2 separate regions of the Homo sapiens genome follow, and region 1 is linked to region 2. Evidence: chromatin loops called from intact Hi-C (ENCODE). Cell type or tissue: B cell. All regions are shown on one strand. Links, peaks and the distances in the headings refer to the core of each region. The heading gives the core; the rest is flanking DNA. Region 1 overlaps SUFU (SUFU negative regulator of hedgehog signaling). Region 2 overlaps SLC68A1 (solute carrier family 68 member 1).

Region 1 (16,035 bases), core at 4,702-12,701, 100 kb after region 2:
TAATCATGTTGTTAATAAAAATATTGACTTTAACCTAAAACTAGTATATGGATATAATAGGATAAAGCAAATAAGTAATTATGTTAGAAAGCAAGATGTTCAGCATAAGATTAGAAAGATACAAATATATGGCCAGGCGTTGTGGCTCACATTTGTAGTGCCAGCTGTTTGAGAGGCTAAGACGAGAGGATTGCTTGAGCCCAGGAATTTGAGCCTGCAGTGAGCTGTAATTGTGCCACTACACTCTAGCCTGAGTGACACAGTGAGACCTTGTCTCTAAAACAGTAATAAAATAAATAAAAGATACAAATATAAAATCAAATAAGTAAAAATGTTATATTCTTAAATTTGGATTCTAATTAGCAAGATGAACAAAAGATGTGTTTTCTCTTTCTTTTAAAAAAAATGTATTTTATCTTCGTCACTAAAAAAGCCTTGAAACAGGCCGGGCACAGTGGCTCCTGTAATCCCAGCACTTTGGGAGGCCAAGGCAGGCGGATCATGAGGTCAGGAGTTCAAGACCAGCCTAGCCAATATGGTGAAACCCTGTCTGTACTAAAAATACAAAAAATTAGCCCGGCATGGTGGCATGCACCTGTAGTCCCAGCTACTCAGGAGGCTGAGGCAGGAGAATCACTTGAACCCGGGAGGCGGAGGTTGCAGTGAGCTGAGATTGAGCCACTGCACTCCAGCCTGGGTGACAGAGCAAGACTCTGTCTCAAAAAAAAAAAAAAATTAGGCATGGTGGTGTGCCTGTAGTCTTAGCTACTCGGGAAGCTGAGGTGGAAGGATTGCTTGAGCCTAGGAGGTTAAGGCTACAGTGAGCCATAATGGTGCCACCACACTCCAGCCTGGGAAACAGAGCAAGACCTTGTCTCAAAATTTTTTTAAAAAGCTAGCCTGGTTGAAAATGCCAGTGGTGCCATTTTAGTTGCCAGCCAAGGATGGCTCCTAATGTTCTAGTCCATTTTCTGCTGCTTATAACAGAATATCTGAAACTGCTAATTTATAAAGAAAAGGAATTTATTTCTTACAGTTATGGAGGCTGAGAAGTCCAAGGTTAAAGGGCCCCATCTGATGAAGGCCTTCTTGCTGGTGAGGAGTCCCTGCAGAGTCCCAGGGACATCACATGGCAAGGAGGCTGAACTTGCTAGCTCAGGTCTCTATTCTGATAAACCCACCAGTTTCTACCCCCATTGTCCACCTCTGTGATAATCCATTAACTTATTAATCTATATATGAGGGCAGGGCCCACATGACCCAATCACCTCTTAAAGGCCCCACCTCTCAATACTGCTAGATTGGAGACTGAGTTTCAACATACCTTTTGAAGGAGGCAGACATTCAAATCATACCACCTAGCTTCCTGGCATGTCCAGATTAGTGCCACTGCATTTGGAGTGATGCCACAGTAGCCAGTGTGATGGCTGCTGGTGCCACATAGCAGAGGGGTCAAGGAGGAGGATCATCTTTCCAACATTAAGTATATAGATAATACATAAATAAATTTCAGATTTTTTTTTGGAAACGGGGTCTCTGTTGGCCAGGCTGGAGTGCAGAGGCGTGATCTTGGCTCACTGCAGCCTCAACCTCCCGGGCTCAAGTGATCCTCCCACCTTAGCCTCTGAGTGGCTGGGTCTACTGGCACATGCCACCATACCCCGCTAATTTTTCTGTGTTTTTTTTTTTTTGTAGAGATGGGGTCTTGGTATGTTGTCCAGGCTGGTCTTGAACTTCTGGACTGAAGTGATCCACCCACCTCAGCCTCCCAAAGTGCTGGGATTACAGGCATGAGGTACTGCAACTGACCTCAGATGTTAAAAACTTAGACTATACAGATAAAGTCAAAGTTCTCTGTGACCACCCCACCCAATCTCAGGGCCCTCGCTAAAGAAACCCTCTTTATCCATTTGGTGTGCGTCCTTGCAGCTTGCCAGATTTTTTTCTATGTATTCACCTTCTTCTGGGTACCTATGAAATGGTTTGGGTTTCTATGTTTTTTTTTCTTTCTTTAATGTAAATGAAACTGTACTGCCCTTCACAATTGGATTTTTCAGTTGACGGTATGTCTTGAAGATCTTTATTTAATTTTTTTTACTGTTGTCTGTGATTTTATTGTATGAATAAACCATAATTTAACTATTCCCCTGGTGATGCACCTTTAGGTTGTTGCCATTTTTGCAGTATTACAAACAGTACAAAGATGCAGTGACCATCCTTATTCATTCCTCCTTGTGACATGTTTTGCTCTAGGGTAGATATTTATAAGTAGAATGATTGGGTCAAAGGGAAGTTACCTTTTATATTAATAGATTCTGCCATTTGGTCCTCCAAAGTGACCATACTAGTTTATAGGTCCATGGCAACTAAATGTTTTGTTTTGTTTTGCAGTGACAGGGTCTTTCTCTGTTGCCCAGGTTGGAGTGCAATGGTACAATTATAGCTCACTGTAACCTGGAATGCTTTGGCTCAAATGATCCTCAAGCCTCAGCCTCCCAAGTAGCTGTGGAACTACAAGTGTGCACCACCATGCCTGACTAATTTTTAAATTTTTTTGTAGAGACAGGGTCTCACTGTGTTGCCCAGGCTGGTCTTGAACTCCTGGTCTGAAGCGACCTTCCTGCCTCAGCTGTGGGATTGCAGGTGTGAATCACTGTACCCAGTCTAAATGGGTTTTCATTCCTGATTTAACTGGTCTCTTCAGGAAGAAGATGGGAGGAGTAGAAGCATGTCCTGGATTTTTTCTTTTCTTTTTTTTTTTTTTTTGAGATGGAGTCTCACCCTGTTGCCCAGTCTGGAGTGCAGTGGCACCATCTTGGCTCACTGCAACCTCCGCCTCCCAGGTTCAAACGATTCTCCTGCCTCAGCCTCCTGAGTAGCTGGCATTATAGGCGTCCACTAACACGCCAAGCTAATTTTTGTATTTTTAGTAGAGACAGGGTTTCACCATGTTGGCCAGGCTAGTCTTGGATTTTAAAGCTTCAAAGGATTTCCTGGGATTTTTTTTTCTTGTTTCTTTTTTTTTGGAAATGGAGTCTCACGTCTTACTCTGTCACCCAGGAGTGCAGTGGTGTGATCATGGGTCACTGCAGCCTCCCTCTCCCAGGGCTTAAGTGATCCTCCCACTTCAGCCTCTGGGACCACAGGCATGTGCCACCACACCTGGCTAAATTTTGTATTTTTTGCAGAGGCAGGGTTTTGCCATGTTGCCAAGGATGGTATCAAACTCCTGTGCTCAAGTGATCCACCTACCTCAGCCTCCCAAAGTGCTAGGATTACAGGCGTGAGCCACTGCACCCAGCCCTCCTGGCATTCTTTGGTTGAAATGTATATAGGACTACGAGTTGTTTTTTTTTTTTTTTTGAGACGTAGTCTCGCTCTGTTGCCCAGGCTGGAGTGCAGTGGCACGATCCCGGCTCACTGCAAGCTCCGCCTCCCGGATTCACGCCATTCTCCTGTTTGAGCCTCCTGAGTAGCTGGGACTACAGGTGCCCACCACCATGCCCGGCTAATTTTTTTGTATTTTTAGTAGAGATGGGGTTTCACCATGTTAGCCAGGATGGTCTCCATCTCCTGACCTCGTGATCTGCCCGCCTCGGCCTCCCAAAGTGCTGGGATTACAGGCGTGAGCCACCGTGCCTGGCCAGGACTACGAGTTTAAAACCTCCTTAGTCCCTTTGGCTTTAAGAACAAAGAGGCTGGTGGCTCATGCCTGTAATCCCAGTACTTTGGGAGGCCGAGGCGGGTGAATCACGAGGTCAGGAGATCGAGACCATCCTGGCTAACATGGTGAAACCCCGTCTCTACTAAAAATACAAAAAAATTAGCTGGGCGTGGTGGTGGGCGCTTGTAATCCCAGCTACTCGGGATCGCGCCACTGCACTCCAGCCTGGGCGACAAAGCGAGACTCCGTCTCAAAAAAAAAAACAAAAACAAAAAACAAAGAACAAAGAGGCTTGGGGCCAGGCATGATGGCTCATGCCTGTAATTCCAGAACTTTGGGAGGCCGAGGTGGGTGGATCACTTGAAGTCAGGAGTTCGAGACCAGCCTGGCCAACATGGTGAAACCCCATCTCTACTAAAAATACAAAAATTAGTCTGGGTGCAGTGGCACCTGTAACCCCAGCACTTTGGGAGGCTGAGGCGGGTGGATCATAAGGTCAAGAGATTGAGAACATCCTGGCCAACATGGTGAAACCCTGTCTGTACTAAAAGTACAAACATTAGCTGGTCATGGTGGCGCGTGCCTATAGTCCCAGGTACTCGGTAGGCTGAGGCAGGAGAACTGCTTGGACCTGTGAGGCAGAGGTTGCCGTGAGCTGAGATCATGTCACCGCACTCCAGCCTGGCGACAGAGCAAGACTCCGTTTCAAAAAAAAAAAAAAATTAGATGGACATGATGGTGCGCGCCTGTAATCCCAGCTGCTCGGGAGGCTGAGGCACGAGACTTGCCTGAACCTGGGAGGCAGAGGTTGCAGTGAGCTGAGATGGCACCACTGCACTCCAGTTTGGGCAACAGAGTGAGACTCTGTCTCAAAGGGAGAAAAAAAAAAAAGAGCAAAGAGGCTTGGGCTCTGCCTTGTGTGTAGGTGGCAGGCCCTCGTGCTGGTGAAGGAGAGAGGAACAAGGGCAGGTCTTGCTCAGTTACAAGCTTGTGGGCAGAAGATTCTGCCTTCTCATGCTGACAGGTGTCTAAACAGATGGAGCTGCTTAAAAAGAAAAGTGAAGGCATCTGCTAGATTAGGACTTCAGGCTCTCTCTAAGGGGTAAGCAAGGACCTGTGTACTTTACAGGTGGGCATAGCATATATGGGTGAGTAAATGAGGTTTGACTAGTGACAGCTACAAGCTGTGGCCAGGTGAACCCTCCTGAGCTCTGTGGGCAGTCAGGGTCCTCACCCTCATTGGGGGGAGAATGAGGCTGTCTGCTGTGTGCCCTGCCCATGTGGGCACAGGGTGAGTGTCAGGTCCACAGTCTATCTCTAGCTAGCGAAACTGCATCAGTCCAGTTCTGAAAGGTTTGCAGCCCCCTACACTCGCTTTGGGGTGAGAACCTGCAGGGTCTCTGGCAGCCCGCCAGCCTCCCACCTCCCCTGCTGTGACTTGTATTCCAGTTTACTGAGCATCTCTGCTTATAAAGGGATTTTCCTTACACTTCACTGTTTGCCTTTATGATTGCGGCTTTGAGGGACAGGAAGGAAGCTGAAGAGCGGGCGGTTCTGGAGAAAATGCATAGGGAAGCAGTTTTGAGTCTCCTTTGGCTAGCTGTGCGATTCCTTTGATTCCAGGCAAAACCTGGAAGGAATAGCCTTTACATTTCCTTTCAGTTTTGCAAGAGCAAATATGTCTTCTCTCAGTCTTCTTTAATCAAGTGGGACTGCGTATTCATTTCCCGTCTCCATGTCTTGCAACCACATTTAGCCAAATTAATATCAGACAGAGCTAGCTGAGGGAAGCTCTCAAACCAAACACTCAAATGAACTTTTCAAGTGATAAAACTGCATCCAGAACTTTGAAAAGGTAGGTGGGTGAGGGTAGGGGTTAATTCTTGCTTCTACCACATGACCAAGTTGGGAAACTCTACAACTGGTCACCATCTGCGCCATTTGACCAGCTATGAAGAACTTTACCTTCTAGCCCCAAGAGCTCCTCAGCCACATGTACAGAGAATCTGTTTTGGGTCTCCTCCCCCGCACCCCCCCCCCGCCCCCAGTTTGTTTGCTTTGTTGTTTTTTCTTTCTTAAAGAGAGTTTCTGTCTTTCCCCTTCTTTGGAGTTTGATTGGAAGCCCTGCAGAGGGGCTGTTGAGCAGTCAGCCATGTTCCTGGGATTATCCTTCCTTTGGAGCATCTGTCTGCTGTGCACTGTGTTGGGAGAAAGGCAGGGGTGCGAAATTCTGTTGGTTTGTAACAAATTGTAGCTTCTGAGCTGGGGAGTATCCCATCTTTTCCTCTCCTTGCAGGAGGTCCACTGTTAAAGGGGAATTACGCAGGATGTGTTTATTTTTTTTGCTCCTACGCTGTTTATACATCATTGTATTCAATTTCTGTCCCAGTTCCTAGTGTGGGCCTTGTCTCAAGACTCTGCTGCAAGGTTTCTGTCCTAGTTCTTAGTGTGGGTCTTGCGTCATTACTCTGCTGTAAGGTTCTTTGGCTTGGGGAGGGGGTATGGAGCCGGGTAGGCAGGGAAGTGGAGGGAGGTGCTCACTCTCAGCTTTATTTGGATTCCTGGAGGAAGGAGAGTTGCTGTTACCAGGAAAAGTCAGTGTTGATCAGACAAGAAGAGGATCTGCTGCCTTCCTTTGGTGGGTGGGTACTGTTAGGTTGAGGGAGAATTTGCCTGGAGGAGGCTCTGTGTCTTCCTGAGGGCAGTGCCCTCTGTACAGTGCCTGGGGTTACTCCTCCCTAAAATGAGGGTAGCATTGTGCGGGTGTGCTAAGGGCTCCAGAAATGTCATTTGTGGCTGTGCTACACCCTGTGGCCTAAAACTTTGTAGGCTTTTCATTTCTGGCAATAGACTAGGCACACACATCCCTATTCTCCTCTCTGGTCTAGAAATTAGGCTTGGGCTGGGCGTGGTGGCTCACACCTGTAATCCCAGCACTCTGGGAGGCCGAGACAGGTGGATCACTTGAGGTCAGGAGTTCAAGACTAGCCTGGCCAACATGGCAAAACTCCATCTCTACTAAATACAAAAATTAGCTGGGCATGGTGGTGTGTACCTGTGGTCCCAGCTACTTGAGAGGCTGAGGCACGAGAATCACTTGAACCCAGGAAGTGGAGGTTGCAGTGAGCCGAGATTGTGTCATTGCACTCCAGCCTGGGCGACAGAGAGAGACTCTGTCTCCAAAAAAAAAAAAAAAAAAAAAAAAAAAAAAAGAAGAAGAAGAAATTAGGCATGGGTTTTAGAAATTAGTATGGGCTTACAGAGAGATCCAGTGGGGGCAGTAGGCAGACTGAGTGGCCCCCATTAGGAGCATCTGGGCTGGGCAGAAGCCAACAGGACTAACTTTGAACTTTATTTCCTTCACTGCCTCAGCCAGAGATGTTTTGTTCAACAAAAACTCCAGATTTTCTCCTCCTCTCACTGGGGAGTCATGAAGCTCCCAGGCCTGTGTGGACCTGTAGTTCTGCCCCCGTAAATATATTTCTGCTCGTGGGCCTTCTGTTGACTTGAGAAGGAGCTGTCTTCCAATCTCAGAGGAAGCCTCCTCTGGGCCCAGCTCCGCTGCGCAGTCCACCATGGCCGCAGCAGTAGCAGCTTGAGCCTTCTCAGGAAGGAGGGCGGGTTAGGCAGTTGCCAGTCTCCCCACAGGTGTCGGCTTCATCCTGGGACTTCCAGATATGGGGCATAGGCTAACTGAACCTTTCCTCCTCAGCAGTCTGTGTTACTGGGGACATGTCTGGCACATCTGACATTTTGGGAAAGAACTGCTAAGCCCCCCTAGGACCAGCTCCGGGTGTTCACAGAAGACACTTAAGCCCTGGTTATCAGAATGATTTGTGAACACCAGAAATGCAAGAGGAGTGGAGATTTTTTCTTGAGAGATTATGATGGCTGTGCCATTGTCAAATATTTGACCTCCAAGTTGACAGACCTGAGTCTCCCAGCCTGCTTTGGGTCACCTCCCATTTTCCTGCTCTCTCAAAAACACCTCTTGCAGACTAGCCACTCCTGTGACACCTGGCACAGTCCAGCTGCGTTTCCTGCCCTTGTTCTCTGTCCCTGGAAAGCACGGAATAATCTCAGAGCACGCAGAAGAGCACCTGGAGAAAAGGGGCATTTGGCTTTCACAGCGCCAAGCTTCACGCTCCTGGGCTCCCAAAGGGAACATTAGTCCCCGCTCCACAGACCAAGCATGTTAATTCTGACCCTGGGTTGGGGTGTTAGTTTCCAGGCTATTATGTAGAACATCACGGGGCCTGTACTTTTGCACAGAAGGGAGGCAGGCTGGCACTGTCTAGAGTTAGGATGAATTAAGAACTCTTGAAGAATGTATTTGTAAGAACTCAAGGAATGTATTTGCTTCTATGTTTCAAAGGCAGCACTATTTTACAAACAATAGCTGTTTTCTTCTGCAACCCCTCTCCCTAGATTTTGCTAACTTATTATATCCGGGACAGTCCAACTTCAAACCACCATAACTGAAGCTGGATGTCAGGGAGGTGGGGGTGGGGTGATGGCCAATTGGAGGAGCCAGTAGGATTCTGTGCGCCTGTTCAGCACCCCCCACGTTTTCAGAGTTCTTGCCCAGGAGTTGTTTGTTAATGGGGAATGAGACGTGGAGGAATGAAATCTTTCTCCCAAGTGAGCAAGGTGTAGAACTGTAACTAGCATTTTTGGCGGGGAGGGGAGAGACTCCTTTTGCTATCCTGGAGTGGTATTTCCCTTCCAGTGAATTTGCCAAACAACATAAAAGTCGGGTAGCTGAGGGAGGTTTCTCCTGGTACCTGGGGGCAAAGCTCCAAGGAGGGAAGGGAATAGAAAGTGTCTACCCAGCCCTTACCTGGAATGGCGACGTTCTTTCAGACACTGGGTGCGGGGGAGCCTCTGCTGTGTGGTTTAAGTGGAGGTCTCTGGGATTTTCACCCTGACTTTTCAATGAGGATACCTTGGGGAGCAAGAGAGAGGAAGCCAGCTCCTGTAACCGCTGGACTGAACAGCTGGGCCTCTAACTGAGACATTATTAGCATTTGAAAGCCCCTCTGAAGGGGCCAAGAGCTTCCCAGGGTGGGCGCAGGGGCCTGAGTGCTGAGACCCCACAGTGGCTCCAACAGAATGGGTCTGAGCATCCAGGGCATAAAGACCAGACCGGACTCAAGAATGAACTCATTGTGGCTTTGTCCCATGCTTGAAAACTGTGACCAGGGCTCTTTCATTGTTAAGAAAGACCATTTCTTGTCCACAGAAGAGCTCATAAGTCTAGTTCCTTCATCAGGCAGAGCTGCGGAAGACCCTGCCCCTCACTAGAAGTTTCTGTTAGTGTCCTGCTCTCCAAGCATTTCTGATGGAAGTTGCACTTTCTGCTCCCCACTTTAACTCAGGAGTACCTTTGGCCAAAGCCTGATCACACATGCTCAGGGTGGAACGTGTTGATCCTAGAGCAACACCTGGGCCCGACTCCCTTTTCTTGCCTTAGAGTCTCCCTTTCCCAGCTGCCTAAATTAAGCCTCTTCCCAAGTTATTAAGCCTGCACAAAGTGCTTTTTGGTCATTCTGGTTCAAACAGTTTGGGTTTGCACAGTATTTTAAAATCATGTTAATTCTGGTTAATAAAAGGTCAAAGGTCATGGCTCCAAATCTTTCCAGCCTTTTCCCTGTTTCCAGCCTAAATAAATCCCCACCCGGTTTGGGGTATGTTTCTTTTTCTTTTTTCTTTTTTTTTAATTGTACTTTAAGTTTTAGGGTACATGTGCACAACGTGCAGGTTTGTTGCATATGTATACATGTGCCATGTTGGTGTGCTGCACCGATTAACTCGTCATTTAACATTAGGTATATCTCCTAATGCTATCCCTCCCCCCTCTCCCCACCCCACAACAGGCCCTGGTGTGTGATGTTCGGTTTGGGGTATGTTTCTACAGACTAGACATCAGATAGGGATGCAGAGCTCCAGGGAACTGGCCCATCTGTTTCTTAAACCAGGAGCAATGGTGCCACCTACTGGGCACTTGCTGGTAGCGACAAGCTCTGTGGCCAGTCCTGTTTTCTGGTGACTTGGGTGAGAGTATCTGTACTGTATTCCAGTACACGAGTAATAACATACTGCAGTAGAAAGCATATTGAGTAGGCACGCTATTTCCTGTTAACAGGCTTAGATACTGTGTTTGGGCAAGTTGCCCAGGGTCACATCCAGTTAGGGATGGAGGCAAATAGAAACAGGGCCTTCCCAACTCCGAAGTTCACCACTAAGCCAGGGTTTGCCAAAACCAGCAGGCGATTTCAGCTGGTAACTGCACAAGAGTGGTAACTGGTAGCATGAATAGTGAAGCCACTTTTCTCTCTTTGGTTCTCTTTGTCTTTTTTTTAATTTAAGATGGGGTCTTACTATGTTGCCCAGGCTGGTTTTGAACTCCTGGGCTCAAGAGATCCTCTCACTGGGCCTCCCAAAATGCTAGGATTACAGGCATGAGCCACCATGCCCGGCCCAGTTTGTTCTCTCTCAGTCTTGGTGATTTTGTCTCAGCTCTATATGACTCTTTAAACCTTGAACAGCTCTTTGACCCTTGTTTATTTCATTTTTTAAACAATTTTAGGTAGGCAACAATATCAGTTAGAAATTAATAACATTTTGTTATATTATCCTGAAGTTACCACTTGAGGTAAGCAACGCTAATTTGCCATTAATTTTCCTTATTTAGTATAGTGATATGAAGTTGCCTTTTCAGAGTAAGTTTGTTTAGGTTAAAAAAAAAAGGCAAGTCAATTTTAGGGGGAAAAATACAGGTAAGTAATGGTACAGATGGTGCACAGATATGGCAAACATGCTGATGGGTGTTGTGGATGAGCCCAAAGTTTGGAAAGTGTTGGGCCATGCCCATCATCACTGACGTACTGTGAGACTGTGGGCAATCTCAAGCATCCTTTTCTCATTTGTAGAAAAGAACATGTTAGTAGGTGATTGTTCAGGTCATGTAGACATACACAGTGCTGTGATGTCTCAGCATTATGGGTCAGGTTTCTCCCAGGCCAGGCTGCTGTGCCTGGGGTGGTGGGAACAAGGAATTTAAAGGCTTGGCCTTGCTTCCCCTACTTTGCCTGTGCCTCAAGATTCCTTCCTTTTGCCTGCTATATTTTCTTTTTTAATAACAGATTTATTGACATACGATTCACATACCATGTAATCCACAGTTGTGAAACCATCACCATAAAAAAAGAACCTCATATTGGTCACTCCCTATTCCCTCCAACCATCACAGCCCTAGACAACCACTAATCTACTATCTGTTTCCATAGATTTGCCTATTCTGGACATTCCATATGGATGGAATCATATAAGGTCTATTATGACTGGCTTTTTTCACTTAGCATAATGTCTTTAAGGTTCATGTTATAGTATATATTAGTATTTTGTTCCTTTTTATTGCCAGATAATACTTGTAATTGCCATCTTTTTTGTTTTAAACATTCTAGTGGATATGAAGTGGTGGTGTCTCATTGTGGGTTTTCTGTTTTCTTTTCTTTTGTTTTTTGAGACAGGGTCTCACTCTGTCATCCAGGCTGGAATACTATGGTGCGACCAAAGCTCACTGCAGCCTCCACATCCCGGGCTCAAACAATCCTCCCACTTCAACCTCCCGAGTACCTGGGACTACAGGCTTGGGCCACCACACCCAGCTAATTTTTTGTTTGTTTGTTTGTTTTTTATAGAGATGGGGTTTTGCCATGGTTGCCCTGGCTGGTCTCAAACTCCTGGCCTCAAGCGATCCTCTCACCTTGGCCTCCCAACACTTTGGGAGGCCACTGCACTGGCCTCATTGTGGTTTTGATTTGCATTCCTCTGATGGTTAATGGCATTGAGGATCTTTTTATGTGCTTATTAGCTATTTGTATATCTTTTTTTTTTTTTTTTGACAGAGTCTCACTCTGTTGCCCAGGCTGGAAGGCAATGGCACGATCCTGGCTCACTGCAACCTCTGCCTTCCGGGTTCAAACAATTCTCCTGTCTCAACCTCCCTAGTAGCTGGGATTACAGGCTCATGCCACCACACCTGGCTAATATTTGTATTTTTAGTAGAGACGGGGTTTCACCATGTTGGCCAGGCTGGTCTTGAACTTCTGACCTCAGGTGATCTGCCCGCCTTGGCCTCCCAAAGTGCTGGGATTACAGGTGTGAGCCACCATGCCCGGCCAGCTATTTGTATGTCTTCTTTGGAGAAATATATTCAGATCCTTTGCTCATTTTTAAATTGAATTATTTATCTTTTATTATTGAGTTGTAAGAACTCTTTATATATTCTGGATACAAAATACTTAATATATGCTGGATACTTATTAGATATATGATTTGCAAATATTTTCTCTCATTCTCTGGGTTTTTTCTTTTAAAATGTGATTAAGCCTGGGCACGGTGGCTTACGCCTGTAATCCCAGCACTTTGGGAGGCCGAGGCGGGTGGATCATGAGGTCAGGAGATCGAGACCATCCTGGCTAACACGGTGAAACCCTGTCTCTACTAAAAATACTAAAAATTAGCCGGGCATGGTGGCGGGTGCCTGTAGTCCCAGCTACTCGGGAGGCTGAGGCAGGAGAATGGCCAGAACTCGGGAGGCGGAGCTTGCAGTGAGCCGAGATCACGCCACCGCACTCTAGCCTGGGCGACAGAGCGAGACTCCGTCTCAAAAAAAAAGAAATTGTGATTAAATATATGTAACATAAAATTTATCATTTTAACAATTTCTAAGTGTACAGTTCTGTGACATTATTAAGTACATTCACATTGTTTTGCAGACATTACCACCATCCATCTCTAGAAGTTTTTCATCTTCCCCAACTTAAACTCTGTACCCACTAAGCAATAACTCCCCACTCGCTTCTCCCCCAGCCTCTGACAACCACCATTCTATTTTCTGTCTCTATAAATTTGCCTACCCTAGGTACTTCATGTAAGTGAAATCATGCAGTATTTGTCCTTTTGTGTCTAGCTTATTTCACTTAACATAATATTATCAAGTTTCACCCATGTTTTAGCATTTGCCAGAATTTCTTTTTTATGGCTGAATAGTATTCCATTGTGTGTAAATACTACATTTTGTTAATCCATTCATCTCTTGATGGACATTTGGGTTGTTTCCACCTTCTGGCAATTGTGAATAATGCTGCTGTGAACATAGGTATACAAATATCTGTTTGAGACCATGCTTTCAGTTATTTTGGCTATATACCCAGATGTGAGCTTGCTGGATCATATGGTAATTCTGTGTTTAAATTTTTTTTGCAGAACCGCCGTACTGTTTTGCACAGCGGCTGCTTCATTTTATATTCCACCAGCAATGCACACGGATTCCAAATTCTTTGCATCCTCACCAACACTTGTGCACTTATTTTCTGTTTTCTTTTTTTTATTAATAGTCACCCTAATGGGTATAAAGTGATATCTCAAAAGTGATTTTGCTTTGCATTTCTTTTTACTTTCTTGATGGTATTGTTTACAGCACAAACAGTTTGTTTTGTTTTGAGACGAAGTCTTGGTCTTGTCACCCAGGCTGGAGTGCAGTAGCGTGATCTCGGCTCACTGCAACCTCCTCCTCCCGGGTTCAAGCAATTCTCCTGCCATAGCCTCCCGAGTAGCTGGGATTACAGGTGCCCACCACTACGCCCGGCAAATTTTTTTGTATTTTTAGTGGAGACGGGGTTTCACCATGTTGGCCAGGCTGGTCTTGAACTCCTGACCTCAGGTGATCTGCCCACCTCAGCCTCCCAAAGTGCTGGGATTACAGGCATGAGCCACTGCGCCCAGCCAGCACAAAAGGTTTTAATTTTGATGAAGTCTAATTTACCTATCCTTTGTTACTTATGCTTTTGATATTGTATGGAAGAAACCTTTGCCTAATCCAAGGTCAAAAGATTTACTCCAATGTTTGCTTCTAAAAGTTTTATAGTTTTAGCTATTACAGTTAGGTCTGTGATCCATTTTGAATTGACTTTTGTTTGTGATATAAGAAAGAGCTCCAACTTTATCCTTTTGCGTGTGAGTATCCAGTTCTTTTAGCAGCATTTGCTGAAAAGACTATTTCCTTTATCGAATTGTTTTGGCCCCCTTGTTGAAAATTAATGCCCACAGGCTGGGCGCAGTGGCTCACGCCTGTAATCCCAGCACTTTGGGAGGCCGAGGCACGCGGATCACGAGGTCAGGAGATCGAGACCCTGGCTAACATGGTGAAACCCCATCTCTACTAAAAATACAAAAAATTAGCTGGGCGTGGTGGCGGGCACCTGTAGTTCCAGCTACTCGGGAGGCTGAGGCAGGAGAACGGCGTGAACCTGGGAGGTGGAGTTGGCAGTGAGCCGAGATCGTGCCACTACACTCCAGCCTGGGCGACAGAGCAAGACTCTGTCTCAAAAAAAAAAAAAAAAGAAAAGTAAATTAATGCCCACAAATGTGAGAGTTTATTTCAGGCCTCTCAATTCTATTACATTGATCAAATGTCTGTCCTTATGCCAGTGCCGCACTGACTTGGTGACTATATCTTTGTAGCAAGTTTTGAAATCAGGAAAATTAAGACCTTCAACTTTGCTCGTCTTCTTTAAGAATGTTTTGGCTATTCTGGGTGTCTTGCATTTCCACGTGAAGTTTTGAATCCGTTTGTGAATTACTGCAAACAGCATACCTGGCATTTTCATAGGGATTGCACTGAACCCGTAGATGGATTTGGGGATACTGCCATCTCAACAACACTAAGTCTTCCGATCCATGAATGTTGGATATTTTTCCGTTTATGTAGGTCTTCTCGAATTTCTTTCAATGATGTTTTGTAGTTTTCAGAGTATAAGTTTTCATTTCCTTTGTTAAATGAAGCATTGTATTATATTTGATGCTACTGTGAAAGAATTGTTTTTCTTACTTTCATTTTTTATTTTGTTTATTTATTTATTTATTTATTTTTTTGAGACACAGTCTCACTCTGTTGCCCAGGCTGGAATGCAGTGATGTGATCATAGCTCACTGCAACCTTCAACTTCTGGGCTCAAGCCATCCTCCTGCTCCAGCCTCCCAGATAGCTGCAGCTACAGGTGTGCACTACCATGCCTGGCTAATTTGTGTGTGTGTGTGTATGGAGATGGGTGTTCTTGCTCTGTTGCCTAGGCTGGTCTCTAACTGCCAGGCTCAAGCAATCCTCCTACCTCGGCCTCTGAAAGTGCTGGGATTAGAGGCATGAGCCACCATGCATGGCCTTAGTTTTGTTTTTGGATTGTTCCTTGCTAGTATATACAAATACAAATAACTTTTGCATATTGTTTTTGTACCCTACAACCTTGCTGAACTTGTTTAATAGTTCTAGTAATTTTTAGCACATTCCTTAAGGTTTTCTGTATACAATATCATGCTATCCATGAATAGAGGCAGTTTTACTTCTTCCTTTCCAATCTGGAAGTATTTTCTTTCTTTCTTTTTTTTTTTTTTTTTTTTTGAGACAGTGTCTTACTCTGTCACCCAGGCTGGAATGCAGTGGCATGATCTCGGCTCACTGCAACCTCTGCCTCCCAGATTCAAGCAATCCTCCTGTCTTGGCCTCCCGAGTAGCTGGGACTACAGGTGCACGCCACCACGCCTGGCTAATTTTTGTATTTTTAGTAGAGACAGGGTTTCACCATATTGGTCAGGCTGGTCTCAGACTCCTGACCTCAGGTGGTCCACCTGCCTCGACCTCCCAAAGTGCTGGGATTAGAGGCGTGAGCCACCACACCTGGCCTTTTATTTTGTACTTCTTTTTCTTGCCTAATTGTCCTGGCTTGCACTCTAATACAGTGTTGAATAGAAGTGGTGAGAGTAAGCACCTCTGTCGTGTTCCTGATCGTAGAAGGAATTAGTTCAGTCACTTACCATTAATCAAGTATGATGTTAGCTGTGGGGTTTTTTGTTAATGTCCTTTATCAAGATGAGGAAGTTCCATCTATTCCAAATCTGAGTTTTTTTTTTTATCATGAAAAGGATCTTGTCAAATGCTTTTTCTGTGTCTATTGACATGATCATGTAGTAATTTTTATAATCTGTATTACATTGATTTTCTTGTGTATAACTAACCTTGCATTTCTGGGATAGATTCTACTTGGTCATTGTGTATAACCACCTCCCCCCCGACTTTTTCTTTTTTTTTTTCTTTTTTCTTTTTTTTTTTTTTTTGAGACAGAGTACAGAGTCTCACACTGTCACCCAGGCTAGAGTGCAGTGGCGCAATCTCTGCTCACTGCAACCTCCACCTCCCAGGTTCAAGTGATTCTCCTGCCTCAGCCTCCCGAGTAGCTGGGATTACAGGCGCCTTCTACCACGCCCTGCTAATTTTTTGTATTTTTAGTAGAGACGGGGTTTCACTTTGT
Region 2 (16,035 bases), core at 3,249-11,248:
GTGGAGAGGAGCTGCTTGTAGGCAGTGAGGAGGCGGACAGCATCACCTTGGGCCGGTATCTCCGGCAGCTGGCACGCCATCGGAACTTCCTGTGGTTCGTGAGCATGGACCTGGTGCAGGTATGGGGAGCAGCTCCCGGCCCCTCTACAGCTGGGCTGGACTTCACTCAAGGGGACAGACTCCTCAAGAGCTGGGAACTTGGCCACGCATGGTGGCTCATGCCTGTAGTCCCAGCACTTTGGGAGGCTGAGGTGGGTGGATCACTTGAGGACAGGGGTTCGAGACCAGCCTGGCTAACATGGCGAAACCCCATAAAAATACAAAAATTAGCTGGGCGTGGTGTAATTCCAGCATATCTGTAATTCCAACTACTTGGGAGGCTGAGGCAGGAGAATCACTTGAACCCGGAAGGCGGAGGTTGCAGTGAGCTAAGATGGCACCACTGTACTCCAGTCTGGGCAACAGAGTGAGACTCCTTCTCAAAGAAAAAAAAAAAAAGAGCTGGGAACTGAGTTCTGGGCCACCCAGGAGGTCTGCTGGGCAATTCGATGGCAGGAATGCAGGTTGAGTAGTCAGGAGGCCTGGATTCTAGCTCCCTCTGAGCTTTTCCCTCCCTATGTGATCTTAGGCAGGTCTCAGGCTCTCTGGGTAGCCCTGTCCTCTCCTGTAAAGTGAGGATATGAGACAGAGATGCCCCCTTTGGGGACCCTCTAACAATCTTTTTAAGACAGCAACCACTGCCAGGTGCAGTGGCTCACGCCTGTAATCCCAGCACTTCGGGACGCCAAGGTGGAAAGACCGCTTGAGCCCAGGAGTTCGAGGCTGCAATGAGTTATGATTGCACCACTGCACTCCAGCCTGGGCGGCAGAGAAAGGCTCCATCTCTAAAAAAAGAAGAGCTAAGTGCTGTACCTAAAACATGCAGTATATAAACTGGCTGAACTTAGAAATAAACTGTTTTCATGTTATGAAATTTGTTTCACTAATGTGTTTTCTTTTCTTTTTTTTTTCTTCTCACTTTGTTGCCCAGGCTGGAGTGTAGTGGCATGATCTAGGCTCACTGCAACCTCTGCCTCCTGGGTTCAAATGATTCTCCCACCTCAGCTTCCTGGGTAGCTGGGATTATAGGCATGCAACACAACACCCGACTAAGTTTTTATATTTTTAGTAGAGACGGGGTTTCGCCATGTTGGCCATGCTGGTCTCAAACTCCTGGCCTTAAGTGATCTGCCTGCCTTGGCCTCCCAAAGTGCTAAGGTGCTAGGATTACAAGTGTGAGCCCCTGTGCCGAGCCTCACTAATGTGTTTTCAATTAAAAAGAAAAAGCTTTTAATTGCTCCAGTACTATTTTGCCGTGGCTTCTAACTTTTTAGCAAAGTTAGATAGCACCAGGAATGTGGTTTTAGGTTGTGTTCTGGCATGTTCTGTGTTTAGGGACATGGGGAAAAAGGCCTGCTCTCGCTCTTGCTGCTCTGAGGATGGGGAGTTGGGGGGGATGTGTGTTCCCCTGTTGGCTTCTGGCCTTGTCAGCTCTCCTCCCACTGGAAGCCTCCTCACCATCCCTGTCGGGTTGCAGGTCTTCCACTGCCACTTCAACAGCAACTTCTTCCCTCTCTTCCTGGAGCATCTGTTGTCCGACCATATCTCCCTTTCCACGGGCTCCATCCTGTTGGGTGAGTGTGGACCTTGGGTGCTTCATGCAAGCTGGAAGGAGAGAGACCTGTATTTTTAGTAGAGATGGGGTTTCACCGTATTAGCCAGGATGGTCTCCATTTCCCGACCCAGTGATCCACCTGCCTCTGCCTCCCAAAGTACTGGGATTACAGGTGTGAGCCACTGCGCCCAGCCAGGGACAATCTTTTTAAGACACCAAGTGCTGCCGGGTGCAGTGGGCATGGGGGGCAGGGTGTGGTGGGTGTTGAGGGGGGCGGAGGCTGTGCTGGTGTGGGTCCTCTTGGAGATGGTGGCACCCTGAGGGGGTGCAGTGGCTGGTTAACACAGAGGAATATCATCTGATGGGCCTGGGTGTGAGTCTTGACTCTGTGCTCATTTGGTGGGCAGCCTCAGGTGGGTTAGTTCATCTTTTTGGGCCTCTCTTTCTCATCCGTAAAGTGGGGATGATAATAGTACTCACCTTAAGGGGCTGTGAAGATGAACTAAGACAGTGAAGCTCTTAGCACAGAGCCCAGTGCATCGCTAGTGTACAGGAATGCAGTCGGCTGTGAAGCTGATGGCGCTCACTGGCACTGCAGCAGTGCCCTTGACAAGGTGGCTCCCCGTCTTCCTCCCCAGGCCTCTCCTATGTCGCTCCCCATCTCAACAACCTCTACTTCCTGTCCCTGTGCCGGCGCTGGGGCGTCTACGCGGTGGTGCGGGGGCTCTTCCTGCTCAAGCTGGGACTTAGCCTGCTCATGTTGTTGGCCGGCCCGGACCACCTCAGCCTGCTGTGCCTCTTCATTGCCAGGTATGCCCCTGCCCACGCTCCCCGCAACACCTCCATCCCATGCCTTCATTCCTGCCTGCTCTCTCCCTCTACTGCAGCAACCGCGTCTTCACTGAGGGCACCTGTAAGCTGCTGACCTTGGTGGTCACTGACCTGGTAGACGAGGACCTGGTGCTGAACCACCGCAAGCAGGCAGCCTCGGCACTCCTCTTTGGCATGGTTGCCTTGGTGACCAAGCCAGGCCAGACCTTTGCCCCGCTGCTGGGCACCTGGCTGCTCTGTTTCTACACAGGTGAGGGCCTGGTAGCAGGCAAGGGCTCTTAAGGCTCCAGGGGGCACAGCTTACCTGGCACAGTGGCTGGCAAGCCTGGGCTCTGGGTCCAGTGACGGAAGGTGGCAACTGGCGTCCCCTCAACATGGCTAGAGTCACTGGGTCACCGATTCCGCCATGCTTTCTTAGTTCATTCATTTATTCATTCATTCAACAAATATGTACGGAATCCCTTCTCTGCAGGTCCTGCTGTGGGTGCCAGGGAGCTAACCATGAATAAGATAGACAAAGTCTTTGCCACCACGGAGCTTGTATTCTAGTCAGGGGTGGGCTGGGGTTGGCAATAAACATCCAAACAAGACATTATCAGGCAGTAATAGTGTTATGGTGAAATTAAGGTGATGTGAGATGGCGTGACCAAGAAGCTATGTAGTATTATCAGGGAAGGCCTCTCCGAGAAGGTGCCCCTCAGGATGTGAGCTGAATGGCAAGGATTTGTCTAGAAAAGGTCTCAGTGAATCGCAGGCAGAGGGAACAGCAGGCGCAAAGGCCCAGGGTGTCAGGGGTGATTAGGAAATGTGGCTGGAAAAGCGAAGAGGACTTTGTTGATCAGGGCAGTGTTGGAAGCAAGCTGTTGGGAGGGTTTTATTTTTATTTATTTATTTATTTACTTTTTGAGATAGGGTCTCCCTGTCACCCAGGCTGGAGTGCAGTGGCACGATCTTGGCTCACTGCAGCCTCGACCTCCCAGGTTCAAGTGAGCCTGCCACCTAGCCTCCCAAGTAGTTGGGACCACAGGCGTATGCCACCATGCCTGGGTAACTTTTTGTATTTTATGTAGAGATGGGGTTTTGCCAGGTTGCCCAGGCTGGTCTCAAACTCCTGAGCTCAGGTGATCCACCCACCTTGGCCTCCCAAAGTGCTGGGATTACAGGCATGAGCCACCACGCCCGGCCAGGGAGGGTTTTAAACAGGGAAGTGACGTAGTGTGATTGACTTTTTAACAAAATTCACTCTGGGCTGGGTGAGGTGGCTCACACCTGTAATCCCAGCACTTTGGGAGGCTGAGGAGGGCAGATCACCTGAGGTCAGGAGTTTGAGACCAGCCTGGTCAACATATAGTGAAACCCCCGCCTCTACTAAAAAATACAAAAATTAGCTGGGTGTGGTGGCGCATGCCTGTAGCCCCAGCTATTTGGGAAGCTGAGGCAGGAGAATCGCTTGAAACTGGGAGGCCGAGGTTGCAGTGAGTGGAGATCGTGCTACTTCACTCCAGCCTAGGTGACAGAGCGAGACTCCCTCTTTCCAAAAAAAAAAAAGTTCACTCTGGCTGCCATATGGACAGCAGATCATAGGGAGGCCAGAATGGGGACAGCAGGGACATCTTTGGGAGACTGGCAGAGGCCGTGGAGACTTGGGCCAGGGTGGTGGCAGGTGGGATACGTTTTGGAGTTGGGGGGAGATGAAGGATTGGGTGTTGGGGAGTGATGGCGTGAAACCAACCAGGGAACTGAGGAGGACTTTGAGGTTTTGGGCCTGAGTTATTGGGTGGATGGTGGTGCCCGTCACTGAGATGGGAAGAGTAGGAGAGGAGTGGGTTTGGAGGAATCAGGAGTTGTGGTCTGGACACGTCCATGTGGTGTCTGAGATGTCACACCATAGACTTGGAGGGCACCAAGGCTTGGAGGACAGTGGGCTGACCATGGTCTTTCTGTGCTCTCTTGTCCTAGGTCATGACCTCTTCCAGCAGTCCCTCATAACCCCTGTGGGGAGTGCCCATCCCTGGCCAGAGCCCCCAGCTCCAGCCCCTGCACAGGCCCCGACGCTCCGCCAGGGCTGCTTCTACCTGCTGGTGCTGGTGCCCATCACCTGTGCTCTGCTGCAGCTCTTCACCTGGTCCCAGTTCACGCTGCATGGGAGACGCCTGCACATGGTCAAGGCCCAGCGCCAGAACCTGTCACAGGCCCAAACCCTGGATGTTAAGATGGTGTGAGAGCTGTGGCAAGGTCACCCCACTGAGGATGCTGCTGGCAGCCTGGGGAAGGAGCCAGTTTTTTTTGGTTTTTTTTTTAAGGATTTCATAGTTTTTTTTTTTTTTTTTTGGAGCTGTTGCCCAAAAAAATGGATCTGTTGCAGTGGTGCAATCTGGGCTCACTGAAACCACCACCCAGGTTCAAGCAATTATCCTGCCTCAGCCTCCCGAGTAGGTGGGATTATAGGAGCGTGCCACCATGCCCGGCTACTTTTTGTATTTTTAGTAGAGACAGGGTTTCATCATGTTGGCCAGGCTAGTCTCAAACCCCTGACCTTAGGTGATCAGCCCGCCTCGGCCTCCCAGAGTGCTGGGATTACAGGCGTGAGCCACTGTGGCCAACCTAATTTTTGTATTATTTAGTAGAGACAGGGTTTCACCACATTGGCCAGGCTGGTCTCGAACTCCTGACCTCAAGTGATCTGCCTGCCTTGGTCTCCCAAAGTGCTGGGAATACAGGCATGAGCCACCGCACTCGGCCAGGAGCTAGTTTTACCAGCACCCTGCTCCACTGCCTTCCTCTAGTGCAGCCTGGAAGACATGGCAGCGGGTAGCTCCTGGGGCTGAGCCAGAAGCATCACTGCAGTGAAAGTCTCTGCTTACCTGTCTGGCTCAGCTTGGGCAAGGGCTGGGCCATATGTGCTCAGGGACGTGCTTCTCTTGTAAGGCAGGAGGACAGAAGAGGACCAAGAAGGGAGGGGGCTGCCCTGTGGTGCACACAGGCCTGCCATGGGGCGTGGGAGCCCATCCCGCTGCCTGACTGGAGCTGGCCGCTGTGGTGGACTCAGGAACCACTTTTAATACTGCAACTGCTCCCTTTTGCCCAGTCAGGGAAAGCTGACTGTAAGTCCCACCTCCCACTCCGTCCACCCTTCTAGTGGTTTCTCTGAGAGGTTTCTCTGCTTCAGCTGTGCTTGAAGTGGCATGCCTCCTCTGCTGCAGGGCTCCCCCACCCCCACACGGCCTCTAAAGATGTTTATTTCCTTATAGACTGATTAAAGTCAGCCATTCTTTTTCCTCAAGTCTGTGCTGTGTGAGTGAGTGGTGGGTTGCTGGGGTTGAGAACCAGGATTCCTTACTGACTAGAAAAAGCCCCTGAGAGCATTTTTCTGAATAAGAGTGGTAGGTAGGCCGGGCGCAGTGGCTCATGCCTGTAATCCCAGCACTTTGGGAAGCCGAGGTGGGTGGATCACCTGAGGTCTGGAGTTTGAGACCAGCCTGAGCCAACATGGCAAAACCCCATCTCTACTAAAAATACAAAAATTAGCCAGGTGTAGTGGTGTGTGCCTGTAATCCCAGCTACTTGGGAGGCTGGGGCAGGAGAATCGCTTGAACCCAGGAGGAGGAGGTTGCATTGATCGCGCCACTGCATGCACTCCAACCTGGGCGACAGAATGAGACTCCATCTCAAAGAAAAAAAAAACCCACCTTGGTGGGTTACCAAGATGCCAGGGAGAAAAACATAGATTGGTAACTGCATAGGCACTCGGGCCCAAAATGACCATTAGGCCTCAGTGCATTTCCCATGTATCACTGCTGGACATGGTAGTCAAAGAGAGAGGAGCCTCTTTTAGGCCCGAGGTTCTCAGCCTTGGGGTCCCCTGGGGAACTTAAAAAATACTGACATCTCAGTTCCATTCCTTGGGATTCTGACTTAATGTGTCTGGGGTATGGCCTGGGCAGTAGGATTTTGAACATCTCTGTAGGTGATTTTATCATGCAGCTGGCACTGAAAACCATGACTCTCAGCCACCATTTCTCAACCTTGGCACTAGCACTGGAGATATTTGGGGCCAGATTGTTCTCTGTTGTAGACATTTAGCACCCCCCACCCCACCCCACACACACACCAGTTGCGACAAACAAATACATCTCCAGGCATTGCCAGATGTGTCCTGGGAGGCAAAATTGGTTCCAATTGGGAACCACTGCTCTAGGCCAATGGTTTTTTACAGGCTGCATGGTGATTAAAAATGTAGGCTGTAGGTTCTATGGCCTGGGTTTACATTCGGGATTAAGAAAGGCCAGCGCTGGGCACGGTGGCTCACACCTGTAATCCCAGCACTTTGGGAGGCCGAGGCAGGCAGATCACCTGAGGTCAGAAGTTCGAGACTAGCTTGGCCAACATGGTCAAACCCCATCTTTATTAAAAATATGAAAATTAGCTGGGCACAGTGGCAGGCACCTGTAATCCCAGATACTTGGGAGGCTGAGGCAGGAGAATTGCTTGAACCCAGGAGGCAGAGGTTGCAGTGAGCGGAGATTGAGATTGTGCCTCTGTACTCTAGCCTGGTGACAAAGTGAGACATGATCTCAAAAAAAAAAAAAAAAAAAAAAAAAGGCAGAACTTTGGAAAATTGCTTAATCTTTCTGTGGCTCCAAATCCTTATCTGTAAAATGGACAACAAAAGCACGTATATTTTGTAAGGTTATTGGGAAGATTAAATAGTTACCATTTGGCAAAGACCTGGCAATTTTCCTCCCAAGTGCAGGTTTTAAACGGAGAAGTGATTAATCAGGATATCTGAGTATGGGCCCTGGAAACTGCACTGTAATAAGCTCCTGGCCTTCTTCTTTTTTTTTTTTTTTTTTTTGAGACAGAGTCTTACTCTGTCGCCCAGGCTGGTGCGATCTCAGCTCACTGCAACCTCTACTGCCCGGGTTCAAGCGATTCTCCTGCGTCAGCCTCCTGAGTAGCTGGGATTACAGGCGCCTGCCACCACGCCCGGCTAATTTTTGTAGTTTTTAGTAGAGACGGGATCTCACCATCTTGGCCAGGCTGGTCTTGAACTCCTGACCTTATGATGCACTTGCCTTGGCCTCCCAAAGTGCTGGGATTACAGGTGTGGCGTGAGCCACCGTGCCCGGCCAAGCTCCTGGCCTTCTTATTCACTTGACAGTTTTGAGAATCTTTGATTTCAGGGATGTTGAGAGCTGCTCCTGTCATCTGGAGTTGAGTCTCACCCATGGGCTACAGTGTACACAGGAGTGGGACCTTCTGTTCTTGAACTTAGGCTGTGGTGTGATCACCCTTTTCTCTGCATCCACCTGACAGGCTGGGACTTGGGCTATGCTCTGGACAAGGCTGGCTGGTGCAATGATGCCCTCTAGAGGATGGATCAGGCCCAGTCACCACCTCAGATTCAGTGCCTGCTGCTCTTCCTCTTTCCACTTGGCCCTGGTGACAGACAGATAGAGGCCCAGCTGACGTGTCTATCGGAACGACTTTATTTCAGTACACTGGGCCCCACCAGGCAATGTGGTTTGTGCGAGGCTGTGCGAGGGACAGGCTTGGGCTAAGAGAAGGGAGGTGAGTTGGTTAAGCGCACTGCAGTCCGCGGGGCGCTACGTTGCTTTCACACATACCTGCTGCTGTGGCCCACACCTGGCAGGGGCCTTTGGTCATAGGACGGCGTGGGGGAGAATACTGTGTGAAGTCTGGGATTGGGGTGGGTCTTGGTGTCACAGGTGAGGGTGCCGGTGAAGACAGGCTGGCCCCAGCTTTGCACCATCTAGGCTGAAGGCCTTTGGACCACTCCTAGGAGTCAGGCCTGGCTCCATTAGCTCCTGGCACTCTGGTCTGGCCCACTCCCTCCTTAACCAAGCAGGTCCAAGGTCAAGAATGGCACAAGATCAGCCCAGAGGGGGCCTTCCCACCTCTACAACCTAGTCCCCTGGTCAGCTACAGTGGCAAAAGGCAACTTGGTAAATTGCAGCTTTCTCCAGTCTTAAGGGCACTGGCTCTCCAACACCCCTCCCTTGCTTAGGGGCCTCTGCCAAAGAAAAATTTTACCTCCTGTTTCAGAAAATCTAACCAGCAACCAGCCTGTTGATTCCAGGGCAGTGAGCAAGAGGAAAAGGGAGAAAGAGCCTGGTGGGAGTGTCTTTGAGTGTAGCTTCCAATCTCAAATGGTCCTGGAACCTGTGGACACTGTCAGCTCACCATCAGCTGGGAGAGGTGGGGCCCTGGAGGCTAAGCTTAGGTGCTGTAAACATTAGTGTAGCAAGGCAGGAGGCAGCAAGCTCCCTCTCTCCAGCCCCTAACTGAACAAACACTTCAATAAATAAAACGGTTTGAAGATGGCATTGCAACAAGAACAGATGGAAAGCGAGGTCCTGGAACCAGCAGGTGCCTTAAACTCTCCCAAGGCCCCCGAAAGGGGACTGGGCTGGGAACATTAACTCTGCAGCCATTCAGAGTGAGGACTGCTCCTGCCCTCCTCCAGTGGCCGGTGTGGTCCTGTTCCCTGGTGAACATGAGGGCCTCCTGCTCTCTCCTGACTCCAGTCTCTGTAATAGCTCTTGGGGTGCTTTTCCAGCCTCCCAAACCAAAATGGCAACAAAACCAGACAGAACTCAACCCCAGTCCCAGTCCTCAGTGTGCAGTCAGGAGGCATCGATAGTGGAGGCAGCAGCTGCCTGGGGCCTCAGGGCACCCTGGGGGTGGGGGTGAGGGTGGGGCCAGCCCAGCCTAGGATGGTCAGCAGCAAGGTCTCCCGGGGGATGGCTTACCTCCCTCTGTCTCCCTGTGGTAGTAAACGGAGTCCCCCACAGCCAGCCAGAGGCCACCTGAGGAGGGAGCACAGCCTCTGCCAGCGCTCTTCCCTGTCAGGAGCCAGTTAGTGGTCAACCCCAGGCCTCAGGCCATCACCACTGCAGGTAGTTCATCGTCCTTTCTGGGCCCAGGGTCCCAGGGCCACACGGCACTCGCATGTGCACACACACTCATATCCACACACGCACTCACACACAGGCAGTTCCTCGCAAACACTCCGACTCAAGAAAGCGAGTTTTAAAGTGGAGTTAACTTCAGAGAGAGGTGAAGATGATGTCCCGACATTAGAAGGTTTTTCTGTGGATGGATCGGGCACCGTCTTCCTCATATTCCTTTTTGGAGACCCACATCTTCTTAAAGGTGTCCAGGGAGGCAAGGATGGAGCCCCTGGAGGGAGGAAACCCAGAGGAACTGTGTGAGAGAGAAGTGGCTGTGTGTGGAGCCTACCAGTCCCCTGGGGCCAAACCAAATCAGGCTTTTCTTTAGAGGGTGCTGAGGGGTTATCAGTGCCATCACTTCCTGTTCTGTTCTTACTCCTGGAAGAGCTACTCACCCAATCCACGTGGAATACAGTCTCTCCTGAGGTGCAGATATCTGCAAAGGTGGGGGAAAGAGGAATCTGAGACTTCCAGCCCTCCCGCTCCCTTTCCCTACAATGCTCCTCTTTCTGCCCATGGCAGGGGATACATTTTACACAAGCCTGAAGCTCTGGCCTCTCTGGAGGGCACTGTGGCCAGCCTGCCACTCATCTGGGGAAGCAGGTTTCCAGTCCCCACAGGTCCCAGGGAAGCTGGGACTATTGGGGGGGGCAGGGAGAAGCAGACTCCATGGCAAGAACTGTACTCCTTCCTTTAGGATCCCCGCTCTCCTCAGACAGCCAACCTCCTTCACCTATCACTAAGGTGTCAGACTGTGTGACAGGGGAGCCACCTGGGCAGGGGGCACAGCAACAGTAAGTCAGTCTCCTCTTAAGATTATAGTTTCCCTGAAAGATCACGCAGGGGGCCCTCTACCTAGTACCCTGCCTCATCTGGGTATTAGAACTGCCTGCCTTTGGTGTGAAGAGGGAGAATGAGAACTCAGCCTCCCTGTGGCTGACCTAGACCTCAGGGTCAGTGTACAGGCTGGGAACCTGGCGCTGCTTGTAGAGCCATGGCTGCTTGAAGAGCTTGGGCAAAGCTAGAGGGAAGCTACGCCAGGTGGCACTCTGTCCATGGAAGCCTAGTTCCACCCAGGCCAGGCCCCACCATGCTCCTACCCTGATCTTCACATCTTTTGGAGCTAGTTTCTTCACTTCACTCAGGAGCCTGTCACCAAAACCTGAATGGGCAAAGAGGAGAACTTCAAGTCAATTCTCAGGGTGCCTGGAGCCAGCAGGAGCTGAACACTTCCAGGGGAAGGGCTCCAAGAGAAGAGACAAACCTTTGAACAGGGTAGAGCCTCCTGAGAGGACAATGTTAGAGAAAAGCGTGCGCCGCAGGTCCATGTCTGACTTCTGAATGGCGAACACCAGGACCTCGTGGATGCCTTCACTCTCCTCTCCAATCAAATCTGGCCTGAAGAGCAACTCAGGGGCCCGGAATCGGGAAGGACCAATCTGCAGGTAGGAGGGCCAGCTGAAGAGGTCGGAGCTGGGACCAAGGTCCCTTTGGGAGTGGGAATGGAAGACGCCCCTCTGCACGTCACTTAGTAACTGGGTGGCTATGAAGGCCAGGCTCAAGACAGACTCTACATGTCAAGGGCTTAAAGGAACAAAGATAGGCCTCCTGGAAACTAGTGAGGGGAGGCTCCTATATTTCCTTCTCGCTCTGGCATTTTCCAGCCAAGAGGTCTTTGGCATCAGTACATGGATTTATTTGCTCATGGAAACGTCTTCCTAGCAATGGGGGTTCAAGGGAGTGGTAACTCACCCTACACTGCACCCAGGTGTGGTGAAGGATGGCACTAACCATCCCACTTCCTAATCTCATACTGATGTGGGACAATCCCTTAGGAGCTTCCTCCCCTCTAGCGGGAGGGAGCAAAGTTCTGGCTGCCTCCTCTGCAGGAGACAGGGCCACTCATGCTCAGGAGCTCTGCTGCTCCAGAGAGAGGGTGTAAGGCTGGGGTGTCCAGTCTTTTGGCTTCCCTGGGCCACATTGGAAGAAGAATTGTCTTGGGCCACACATAATATACACTAACACTAATGACAGCTGCTGAGCTAAAAAAAAAAATTGCAAAAGAATCTCATAATGTTTTAAGAAAGTTTACGACTTTGTGTTGGGCCTTACTGAAAGCCATCCTGGGCCACGTGCAGCCCATGGGCCAGGGGTTGGACAAGCTTGGTGTAAAGGGACTGGCCTGCCAGACTCCAGACCCTGATGGAGAATTCTGGTTGGGCCCAGAGCTTTTGTGGACCTAAGGGGACCGAAGAAAGAAGGCAGGCCACCTACCTCAATGGTGCTGCCATCAGGCAGGTAGTACTGAGCTTTCTCTGTCTCTAGCGTCTCATCCTTTTGGGGGTTTATGGATAGGTAACAGGCTCTCTGCAGATCCAAGCAAGACAGTCAGGCTGGCAGGAAATCTGGTGCACATCCAGTCAAAGGCCCAGGGGAGGAATGTGCTGCTGCACAAACCTGTCTAAACGTTGTGATGGCCCCAATGGTCACTATAGCTGCTGCCCAGAAGCAGGGGCAGTGAGGTCTCTGTTGGCCTTCACTGGGTGGCATTTAGCATATGAGTTCTTAACCGCTCCACCTTCCTGATGGGCAAGCTTGGAAACTTGGCCCCTGGATCCTAGGTCTGAGACCACAACCTAAGTTCAGCCCAGGCCCAGGCATCTTTCTCCTTCTACCACTCATATGGTTCTGGTCCTACCCAGCTCGAGTTTTCCCTATAGCCACAGGTGGCAGGAGGTTTCAGTTTACTTACAAAGACAAATGTTTTAAATGTATTATGACTTCTTCAAGGATGTTAAAAAAATAAAAATAAAAAAACCAGGAGTGGGCGCGGTAGCTCATGCTGCAATTCTAGCACTTTGGGAGGCTGAGGCGGGCAGATCACTTGTGGTCAGGAGTTTGAGACCAGCCTGATCAACATGGTGAAACCATGTCTCTGCTAAAAATACAAAAATTAGTGGGGTGTGGTGGCAGGCACCTATAATCCCAGCTACTTGGGAGGCTGAGGCAGGATTCAAGCGATTGCTTGAACCCGGGAGGCAGAGGTTACAGTGAGCCGAGATCACACCATTGCACTGCAGCCTGGGCGACAGAGCGAGACTCCATCTCAGAAACAAAACAAAATGAAACAAAACCAAACCCTATGTAATTTGCATATAAGGTATAAAAAACATACTGAGCCCCTATGTAGCCATCACCCAACTGAAGAAATGGAAGCAGCTCCCTTTCCCCCAACAAGATGGCAGCACGTCAGGAAGGCGAATCTGTCAGTGTGACGTAGGGGAGACCTGGCTGGGAAGAACAAGGCCTCACCAGGGACCCCCAGGCAGGTGCTTTGCCTGGCTTCACTGGCAGGTCACCAAGGTCCTGGGTGCTATGCTCCCAACCCCCACTCCATCCCTAGGCCCAGGGGGCAGCACTTACTTCTTTTATGGCCTTGACAATCTCAAACTCAGAGGATGAGTGGAAGTCGTAGCCCTCCTTACGCAGGTAGAGGCGCAGGAAGCGAGAGACGTCCCGGCCCGCGATGTCGATGCGCATGATGGAGTGGGGCATGGCAAAGCCCTCATAGATGGGCACAGCATGGGTGACTCCATCCCCAGAATCCAGCACCACCCCTGTGGTCCTGCCTGTAGCGTAACTGAAGCAAAGGGGCAAACCGTCACTCAGCACTGCCTCCTCACGCTGGGAAGAAATACACTTCTTTATTTAGGGTTCAATGTCAGCTAAACTAAAGCTTGGGCCTGCCTCTCTCCAGGGTCTGTAGAATGGACTGGGTACTAAGGAAGCCCAGGTGTTGGAGCAAGCCATGAAATACCTGAACGGAAGTTGCTGATCTTCTCCAAGTTCCCTCCCCGTACCCAGAAGAGCAGGCCTTCCTGTCTGAGATGGCCTGGCCTTCAGCTGCTTCAGAGACCCAGCCTAGGGGCCAGTTTTAACTCTCTAGACAAAAGGCAAAAACCCTCAAATGTCAACAGGGGCCAGGCAGGAAAAGTAAGAGTAAAGAAAAATAAGAATATTTTTCACTTCCATAAAAAACAAAGGCAGGAGAAGACCCTGCTTTACTGGTTTGAGAGCCCGGGGACCTTTGTCAGCCTCCCTCCAAAAAAAGGCAAGTGAGGCAACTGACCCCCTGCTTCAGTGCGGAGAGGCCAACAGAGCATGGACAGGCTGTGGGGAGGGTGGGCTTGCCAGCCCCATCTCAAGTGGCAGCCGCTCTTCAGCTCCAGCTGATTTTTGCCCTGTGGGAATGTGTGCCCGACCTTCCCAGATCTTCCCATTTTTTCAGAGAAGCCAAAAATTTGGGTTTTGATGGGACACCTCTTGATTTTTAAATGCTGGCTCACAGTTTGTTAATGGGGTCAAATAAATCCCACGTGTAGGTCACTTGTGGATAATCTCTGCCGTAGACCTCACTCTGGTGTGAGGTGGGGTAGGAGTGTGACAGGAGCCACGGGGGATGGGAACAAGGACTGTGGTGGCATTCGGATCATGGTTGTCTCACAGCCTGGCAGAGCAGCTGGCCACAGTAAGTGCTGAATAATAAGTGGACACATTACGGGGGCCTCCGGGAAGAGCTGCTGCAGCATGTGGCTGCCTCGGCAGGCCCAGCCAAGGCCTTGGGGACCAAACCCACTAGGAGTCCTGACACTGGGATATGGTCAATAGCAGCCACATGTCCTTCTTTGCTTTCAACTACGAAGCCTCAGTGCTCAGTTTCAGCAAAAGCCTCTCTCTCTTTCCCACCATCTTTAACCTTTCCCTAGCAGAGGGGGCTCAAGTTACTCTGAACCATTCCAGAGGAGAGCCAGCCTCAGCTGTGCCAAAGGACTGCTTTCCCCGCAGGGGCCGGGCTAGCCAGCTGCTACTCACAGGCTGAGTACAGCTTGCATGGAGATGAAAAGAGCGGGCACATTGAAGGTCTCGAAGAAAACTTCGGCAGCTCGTTCCCGGTTTTTTCGTGGGTTTAAAGGCGCCTCAGTCAGGAGCACAGGATGCTGGTGAAAGGAGCCCGGGAGACAATGAGGCCAAGGCCAGATTTCCATCTTCATTAGTCTTAGGGGAGAAGACCCTGCCTTGCTGGTTTGAGAGCCCGGGGACTTCAGTCAGCCTCACTCCAAAAAAAGGCAAGCTGTGCCTGTCAACTATCCCTGCCCAAGTAGTTTTCTCAACTTTTCAAGTTAATGCCCACTTTAAAATTTCATTCTGTCCTCAGCTGTGCCCCCCAACTCCCCTCCTTGTCCTCCAAGATTGTTATACAGGCCCCTGTGTCTACTGTGTATCTCCAACTGTCAAGAAGATTTTGTGAAACTCTAAATTCCTGCCGCAGACCAGTTCTAGTCTGTGACCTGTTAGGAACCAGGCTGCACAGCAGGAGGTGAATGGCAGGTAAGCGAGCATTATTGTCTGAGCTCCACCTCCCATCAGATCATCCAAGGCACTAGATTCTCATAGGAGTGTGAACCCTACTGTGAACTGCGCATGTGAGGGATCTAGGTTGGGCACTCCTTATGAGAATTGAATGCCTGATGATCAGAGGTGGAACAGCTTCATCCTGAAACTATCTGGCCACCCCAAACCCCCACCCCCATGGAAAAACTGTCTTCCAAGAAACTAGTCCCTGGTGCCAGAAAGGTTGGGGACCACTGCTTTAAAAAAACTGTCTGAAAACAGCCGGGCGTGGTGGCTCACACCTGTAATCCCAGCACCTTGGGAGGCTGAGGCGTGCGGATCATCTGAGGTCGGGAGTTCGAGACCAGCCTGACCAACATGGAGAAACCCCGTCTCTACTAAAAATACAAAATTAGCCGGGCTTGGTGGTGGTGCATGCCTGTAATCCCAGCTACTCAGGAAGGCTCAGGCAGGAGAATCGCTTGAACCTGGGAGGCAGAGGTTGCGGTGAGCCGAGATTGCGCCATTGCACTCTAGCCTAGGCCACAAGAGCGAAACTCCATCTCAAAAAAGCAAACAAAAAAAACCCAAAACTGAAAACATCCCACCTGCACCTGGAAATTGATACACCTAGTCTGCACCTCTCTGCATTTTCTTTCTTTCTTTTTTTTTTTTTGAGACAAGGTCTCACTCTGTCACCAGGCTGCGAGTTCAGTGGTGCGATCTTGGCTTACTGCAACCTCGATGCCCCCAGGCTCAAGCAGTCCTCCCACCTCATCATTTCAAGTAGCTGGGACTACAGGCACGCACCACTGTACCCGGCTATTTTTTTTTTTTTCATATTTTTAGTAGAGGTGGTGTTTCGCCATGCTGCCCAACTTGGTCTCAAACTCCTGAGCTCAAGAGATCCACCCAAAGTGCTGGGATTACAGGCATGACCCACAGTGACCAGCCTCCCTTTACATTTTTGAATGGAGAGTTACTTCCTTACAAGTTAATAAGCACAGGCTGCACAAGGTGGCTCACGCCTGTAATCCCAGCACTTTGAGAGGTGGAGGCGGATAGATTGCCTGAACCCAGGAGTTCGAGACCAGCCTGGGCAACATGGCAAAACCTTGTCTCTACAAAAAATACAAAATTTGCCAGGTGCCATGGCTCATGCTGTAATCCCAGCTACTTGGGAAG

Evidence for each region. A loop is a pair of places that touch in the nucleus more often than their neighbours do. Peaks named below come from ENCODE experiments on the same cell type or tissue, not always from the same donor. Only the 100,000 strongest peaks of a DNase experiment are listed, where the experiment ranks them.
Region 1: a loop joins it to region 2, with 14 times the contacts of the local background. A loop is called at or near these places in 10 of 110 quality-filtered maps.

What each region holds. Positions count from the first base shown.
Region 1 is chr10:102,574,336-102,590,370 of GRCh38, forward strand. All of the region lies in intron 3 of SUFU (SUFU negative regulator of hedgehog signaling), which reads left to right. Among named protein-coding and RNA genes, the nearest start is that of TRIM8-DT, 61 kb to the right of the region's middle. In B cell, for the core only: CTCF peaks have their summits at 9,638 (motif pointing left) and 9,843; a DNase peak (open chromatin) is centred at 9,656.
Region 2 is chr10:102,471,278-102,487,312 of GRCh38, forward strand. It overlaps SLC68A1 (solute carrier family 68 member 1), which reads left to right. Exons shown (of 10, transcript NM_024789.4): 6 at 1-119; 7 at 1,577-1,673; 8 at 2,293-2,464; 9 at 2,542-2,735; 10 at 4,445-5,768. The coding sequence ends at 4,707. ACTR1A (actin related protein 1A) reads right to left here. Exons shown (of 11, transcript NM_005736.4): 5 at 14,332-14,456; 6 at 12,883-13,099; 7 at 11,734-11,826; 8 at 10,724-10,898; 9 at 10,560-10,621; 10 at 9,855-9,895; 11 at 7,952-9,688. The coding sequence ends at 9,586. It overlaps LOC124902493 (a long non-coding RNA gene), which reads right to left and starts at 1,638. Exons shown (of 3, transcript XR_007062270.1): 1 at 1,558-1,638. RefSeq lists a silencer at 2,188-2,631. In B cell, for the core only: a CTCF peak has its summit at 7,844 (motif pointing left); a DNase peak (open chromatin) is centred at 7,854; H3K27ac peaks cover 627 bases.